Linked DNA regions of Homo sapiens: region 1 is linked to region 2. The links are chromatin contacts, found by Hi-C in ENCODE. All regions are on one chromosome and are shown on one strand. Each heading gives the region's core, a stretch centred on a gene start or an enhancer-like site at or near the end of the contact. The rest is flanking DNA. Distances are from core to core; before and after follow the strand shown. Region 1 overlaps PIK3R1 (phosphoinositide-3-kinase regulatory subunit 1). Region 2 overlaps LOC107986420 (a long non-coding RNA gene).

Region 1 (2,757 bases), core at 64-2,563, 270 kb before region 2:
GCTCTTTGGATTAGAAAATAAGAGATAGCTAACAAGACCCATCATATATTCTATACTGTATTCTTTTCCAATGTTGAAATCTATTTCGTCCTTTTGAAGTCAGCCAGCTGAGTCTCAGAGAATCAACCCAAAGCAGAGTGACTTGGATGCCTGACTTAATCTGGCATTTAACTGTATGAGTGCCTTTACCCCTCTGTTTTGCCCCTCAATAACAGAAAAATTATTCCTTGTGCCAAGGGGATGCAGAGAGGTTGATAAAACTGCATGCTACTTTGGATTTCTTAGAAATTGTCCATAAAACTCATGGAACATGTTATGAGATGGAATATCATAGATGATGTTCAGTTAAAGATATGGTTTCTTAACATCTAGTCCCACAGAGTCACATTAGATCTGAGAAGTTCAAACAAGTGCATTTTTCTAAAATGCATGTTGCCTTATAACTATCATTCCAAAACGAAGGAAGAAAACTTCAAATTAACAAGGGATATAACCAGTTAACTATTCAGTGAACAGCAGCATTCATATATTCAGCACGAATTACAATGTGGTTACAGCTAAAACTCTTTTTTTTTTTTTGAGGTCCAGAGCAGAAGTTTAATAGGTGAAAGAAAGAGAAAAGCTCTCTGAAGCGGCGGCGGGGGGCGGGGGGGCGGTCCTAGAGAAATAGGCGGCCCTAAAACTCATCTTCATACCCACAGAAATTTTATTTATTACTTGATATAAAATAAGCAGTTAGAAAAAAGTTTTCACAAGGACCACTGAGTGAACTTAATGTTTCTAATTAAAATACCCATAAATAAATCCCAAAGTCTTTAATTATGATCCATTTAGTCAAGAGACTTTCAACACATGCTTTTTGCTAAATCCCACTGGGGAAAAAAATAAAAGGAATTTTCTGTCACTCAAGTCCTGTACCTATGCAAATACGCTCCATACAACTGTTTTCTGCATCCAATTATTTTTTCTTCTACCTAACTGGGGGGAAAAATCAAGTTACATTATTTCAGTTTAAAAAGGTTTTTATATATAAATAAAAAGTCACCAAGGATGGCTGGTTAACAGAATTCTGGTTTGCCCTGGATAAACATATATTGCTGCTTATATCCATCTGCAATTTAATCTTAGTAGAAAATATAATTAATGTAGCCACAGAACACTCCAAATTAATGCTTTAATTTAAACTACAGCTGTTTAATCTTCTCATTGTAAGAGAACAGAATACCTAACACTTGATGCTAGAAGAGCAGGAAGTAAACAAGAGTGAAGAGAGGAAACTGAAATTACTCAATTGTCCACGAAGCTTAAGGAGCCATTTTACATAGTCCAATTAAGTAGCCCCTCATCACTCTCATTCATTTAATCATTTCATGGCAGACTATTCAGAATCTGCATCCCAAAGGTAACTTGTTTCTGCCCGTGATCCACCAAAATTAACTGAGCAGCTGCTTTATGCTGAAGCCCTGGGCTGGGAGCTAGTCTTGATGGTACAGTAGCTCCTTCAGGTTAACGAATTGAACTGTCACTAAAGGAAAAGAAAGGTGGCAACGGATAAACTTGTTTGCAGTTGGTTTACACATTTTCTCCAGTGACCATTCTGGGAAAGAAAGAAAGGTGCAACTATTAGCACAAATTTGGTAGAACAGGACTTTCTAACTCCGCCCTCTTTTAATTCACTGCAACTTCCCTTGAAGAATTTTCTAGGTTATGACCTCCATAGATGGTTCTTCCCAGGGCTGAATTTTCTCTGAGGAAAATCCTCTCATCTAGTTAGAGTTCATAGGAGAGGACATATTTTTTTAAAACAGGAAACAGAACATCAAAACTTTTCAAAGTTTTATGTGTCTAATCAAAGCAGTGGAACAAATCTTTTCTTAATCAAAATTATACTTTAACAGTCAGAGACCCTAGTAGATTTTACATGTTCAAAAACTAACAATTCTTCTGATACCAAGAACATATGTGAAACATACAAGTTATGTTTCACATAATACAGAAGCAAAGGGCTCAAAATGGGCCTTACTCTTTCATCGTGGCCTTTTGTAAAAATTGCGACAGTGGACCAGTGGGATTTCTGGCAGGAAAGAAGTCCCATCAGAGGCTGGCTTTTTTTTTTTTAAGGCCTTGCTTATGCAGAAAATTCTTGCTTTTTCCATTATGTGGTGTCTGGGGACGGTGGGAAGAGGAAGGCTTCTTTCTATACTTGTAGAGCACTGTAATTTAAAATGAGTCATGCAAAACACAAATGAAAATGTTAACCTCTGAGATGGGGGTCAGCAAATTTTATTCCCGCTTAGATCCAGTCTTCTCTGGCCAACTTGACTAAATACAAACCAGGGGCTTTCCCTGGATAGTCACGCTCCAACTTACCCAGACACTGAGGGCCAAGTTCAAAAGAAGGCAAGCTCAAGAAGGAGGCCTCTAGAATTAAGAAATCCTTGGCCATGGCTCAGTTCATGGACAGGCCTTGGGCTATCCCGTTCAACTCAGCATACCTCCCATTTCACAGGTGTGAATTTCCACCTCCCATCACAGCTCTTGGGGATACCCTAACTCCTTAGACGGGTAGAATGATCTGTCCTGGTGGCAAGCCATATCACAGTAGCTGACACAGTCTCCTGGGTCCAGCCTGGGAAAGCATTTGAGTTCCTATCTACCCATGGAAGGCCTCTCTTCTGGGGCTTACTGCCTTGCCTCACTGGAAGTCGTGCTTCCAATAAAATCATTAAACCCAGGTTGATGATATAATGGAAGCAC
Region 2 (2,700 bases), core at 192-2,691:
GCACCATTTCCCCTTGGTACTGTGTAGTGAGTGAGTTCTCATGAGATCTGGTTGTTTAAAAAGAGTGTAGCACCTCCCCCCACCTCTGTTTCCCTCCTGTTTCAGCTATGTAAGACATGCCTGCTTCCCCTTCACCTTCTGCCAAGATTGTGTTTCCTGAGGCCTTCCCAGAAGCCAAGCAGATGCTGCTGTGCTTCCTGTATAGCCTGTGTAACCATGAGCCAATTAAGCCTCTTTTCTTTATAAATTACCCAGTCCCAGGTATTTCTTTGTCGCAGTTCAAGAACAAACTAATACAGAGGCGTCTCACGTGATGGGCACAGGAGTAGGAGAGAGAGAGAGGGGAAGTGCTACACAGTTTTATACAACCAGATCTGTCAAGCTCTCAGTCACTCACTGTCATGAGACTGGAACCAACAGGATGGTGCTAAACCATTCATGAAGGATCCAACCTCATGATCCAATCACCTCCCACCAGGCCCCACCTCCAACACTGGGGATTATAATTTGACATGAGATGTGGGTGGGGCACAGATCAAATACCAATCTGACTTTGTCTAGCTTTTATTATCAGTCTTTTTGCAATCAGAGCCATGAGGAAAAAGGGAAAAATGGGTAAGAAAGTACATGTTTGGCTTTCATCAAGTGTCACTCTTACTTCCAAAGGTTGTCATTGCATCATGTCTAGGCTTCCGCAGATAGTCAGTCTAAACATATGGCTAAAGCCACATTTTCTATAATCCTTATTCGTGTATTATTTATTGGATCTTATTTTATGCCAGGAACTGGGAAGGCAAAGACAAAAAGAGAAGTTCCCTTTTTACAAACTGATTTCAACGCTTGTTAACTAAAAGACTAATAGGAGGAGAGACATTCAGAAGATAATGACATTAGAATATTGTGCTGGCCGTAAAGAACTACATTCTTTAATGTACTAGGTTCATTTTTTATTTTTAGGGAAAGTGCCCTAGAGTTAAGAGGAATTTGGTTTCAGCTTAAACCTATTTCAGTTACTTGCAACTTTATTTTGAAAAATGCTTGGGCATGCTAAATTTGAGTCCAACAACATTGCTCATGTTCTTCTTTACTCCCTCCAAGGTGAACTTTTTTTCTTTTCTTGGAAAGGTAGTAATGAGGGGCAGGAGGAGTGGGCAGATGATATTTCTATTGCATTTTGCATTGCCCATTCCATTCGAGGAGTTATGCAACCAAGGGAAAAAAAATGCATTTTCCACTCTTGAGGCTCTTTGATCACTTTTGCTCTTACATAACTCCCTAACAGCTGGAGCTGTAAACTTTAAAATTGGCAGGAACATAGTTCATATTGCGAAAGGAAATTCAACCCAATTGAAGAGAAACAGCTAGATATTTTTAAAGCGATCCCAGTATTTGTGTTCTTCAACATTTAGTGAGTGCTGGTGACGTTTGGGGGCATTAAGCTGGCTCCTTGCCCAGAGATGTCACCATCTTGACTGGGGGTCCTATCTGCAGGGCCTGGCTCAGGAGAATGGGGCTACTTTCTTTCTTTCTTTCTTTCTTTCTTTTTTTTTAAATTACTAAGCTATCTCATTCTGTAGCTTCTTTACCCACAGACAACCAAAGAAATACTTGTTCTAAGGTTTGGTGCTGCCAGAAGTAAATTCACACCAACCTGCCAAGGCCTCCTCCAGCTGGCTTGCTTGGAAAATATGTCTGTTCTTCTCAACAATATCATTCCCTTCACCTACCTTGCAAAAGGTAGCCTGCACTACCTTGTCCTCAAATATACCCCTTTCCTCCCTTTTACCTACCTCTTTCTCCTCCTCCTTATTTTATTTAGTTTTTTTTTTTTTTTGAGTTTTAGATTTGAGCTTCTTATCCACTATGGTGGAAGTAAATCTGTATGAAATCATATATCTGTTGCTACAACCTCTGCATCACATTGTAAAAAGAGTAAACTCATTAGAAACCCACTGCTTCAAAATCAACAGCTTCTTCAGTGCTGCATTAACACCTACATATAGTTAACAAATGTTGAAATCCGTTTGTAAAAAGGCTATTAAACTTCTAAGTGGCTAAAATAAAATTAAAGGCAAAATTGTCTTTTTCACAGTGAACAGTCTGCTGGCATCACTGATACTGGATGATCATTCAAATATTTGGATTTCTGAAGTCATGAGAAATCCAGGCACCTAACTTCTTTCAGTTATCCTTTCTTTCCCATCGAAGAACTAGATGTATGGAATTACACTTCTCGTAGCAATTGTTGCCTTAAGAGAGACTCCAACTCTGTATCTCAAGGAATGGTAGGCCACTGGTGAGAAAGGTGACATTTGTCATTTTGATATATTTTGGTGCAGTTGCTGCTGCCTAAAAAACCTCTTTTCTGAGGTACTCCAGGACGGCTACTCTGTATAGAGTGGGGGTCACCCCTGCAGGATGATGGTTTTCAGGGGTCAATGAGTCCTTCCTATGGGGAAGCACAGCATGGCTTCCTGCAGCAGGAAGCTGCCTTCGTCTTGGCTTTCTGGAGGCCTCCTCAGCCTTGCTCACTGCCATTTTGAATTTGGCTGATGTGCAAACACAAACAGAAAGGGCGAATTCAATAGCAGCGAGGGCTTGTCTCCTATTCTTGCTCCACCATGATTCAAACTTCTTCCACTCTGGTTTTAAGCAAAACCAGGTTCTTATTATTCTGAGGTACGCTACATTTTATTTTCT

What was found. A loop is a pair of places that touch in the nucleus more often than their neighbours do. Pooled maps may share reads with other maps.
Region 1: a loop to region 2 is called in a pooled map, with 2.1 times the contacts of the local background. The contact joins two enhancer-like sites. A Hi-C loop is called at or near these places in 2 of 168 maps with a recorded cell type or tissue (cardiac septum and gastrocnemius medialis), 3 of 37 single-sample maps with no recorded cell type and 6 of 50 pooled maps.

The regions. Positions count from the first base shown.
Region 1 is chr5:68,242,412-68,245,168 of GRCh38, reverse strand. All of the region lies in intron 2 of PIK3R1 (phosphoinositide-3-kinase regulatory subunit 1), which reads right to left. Among named protein-coding and RNA genes, the nearest start is that of PIK3R1, 28 kb to the right of the region's middle. Within about 2 kb of position 1,313, at least 3 of the 41 ENCODE cell types and tissues checked have a DNase peak (open chromatin) inside an H3K27ac peak, as active enhancers do.
Region 2 is chr5:67,970,061-67,972,760 of GRCh38, reverse strand. All of the region lies in intron 1 of LOC107986420 (a long non-coding RNA gene), which reads left to right. Among named protein-coding and RNA genes, the nearest start is that of LINC02997, 180 kb to the right of the region's middle. Within about 2 kb of position 1,441, at least 11 of the 41 ENCODE cell types and tissues checked have a DNase peak (open chromatin) inside an H3K27ac peak, as active enhancers do.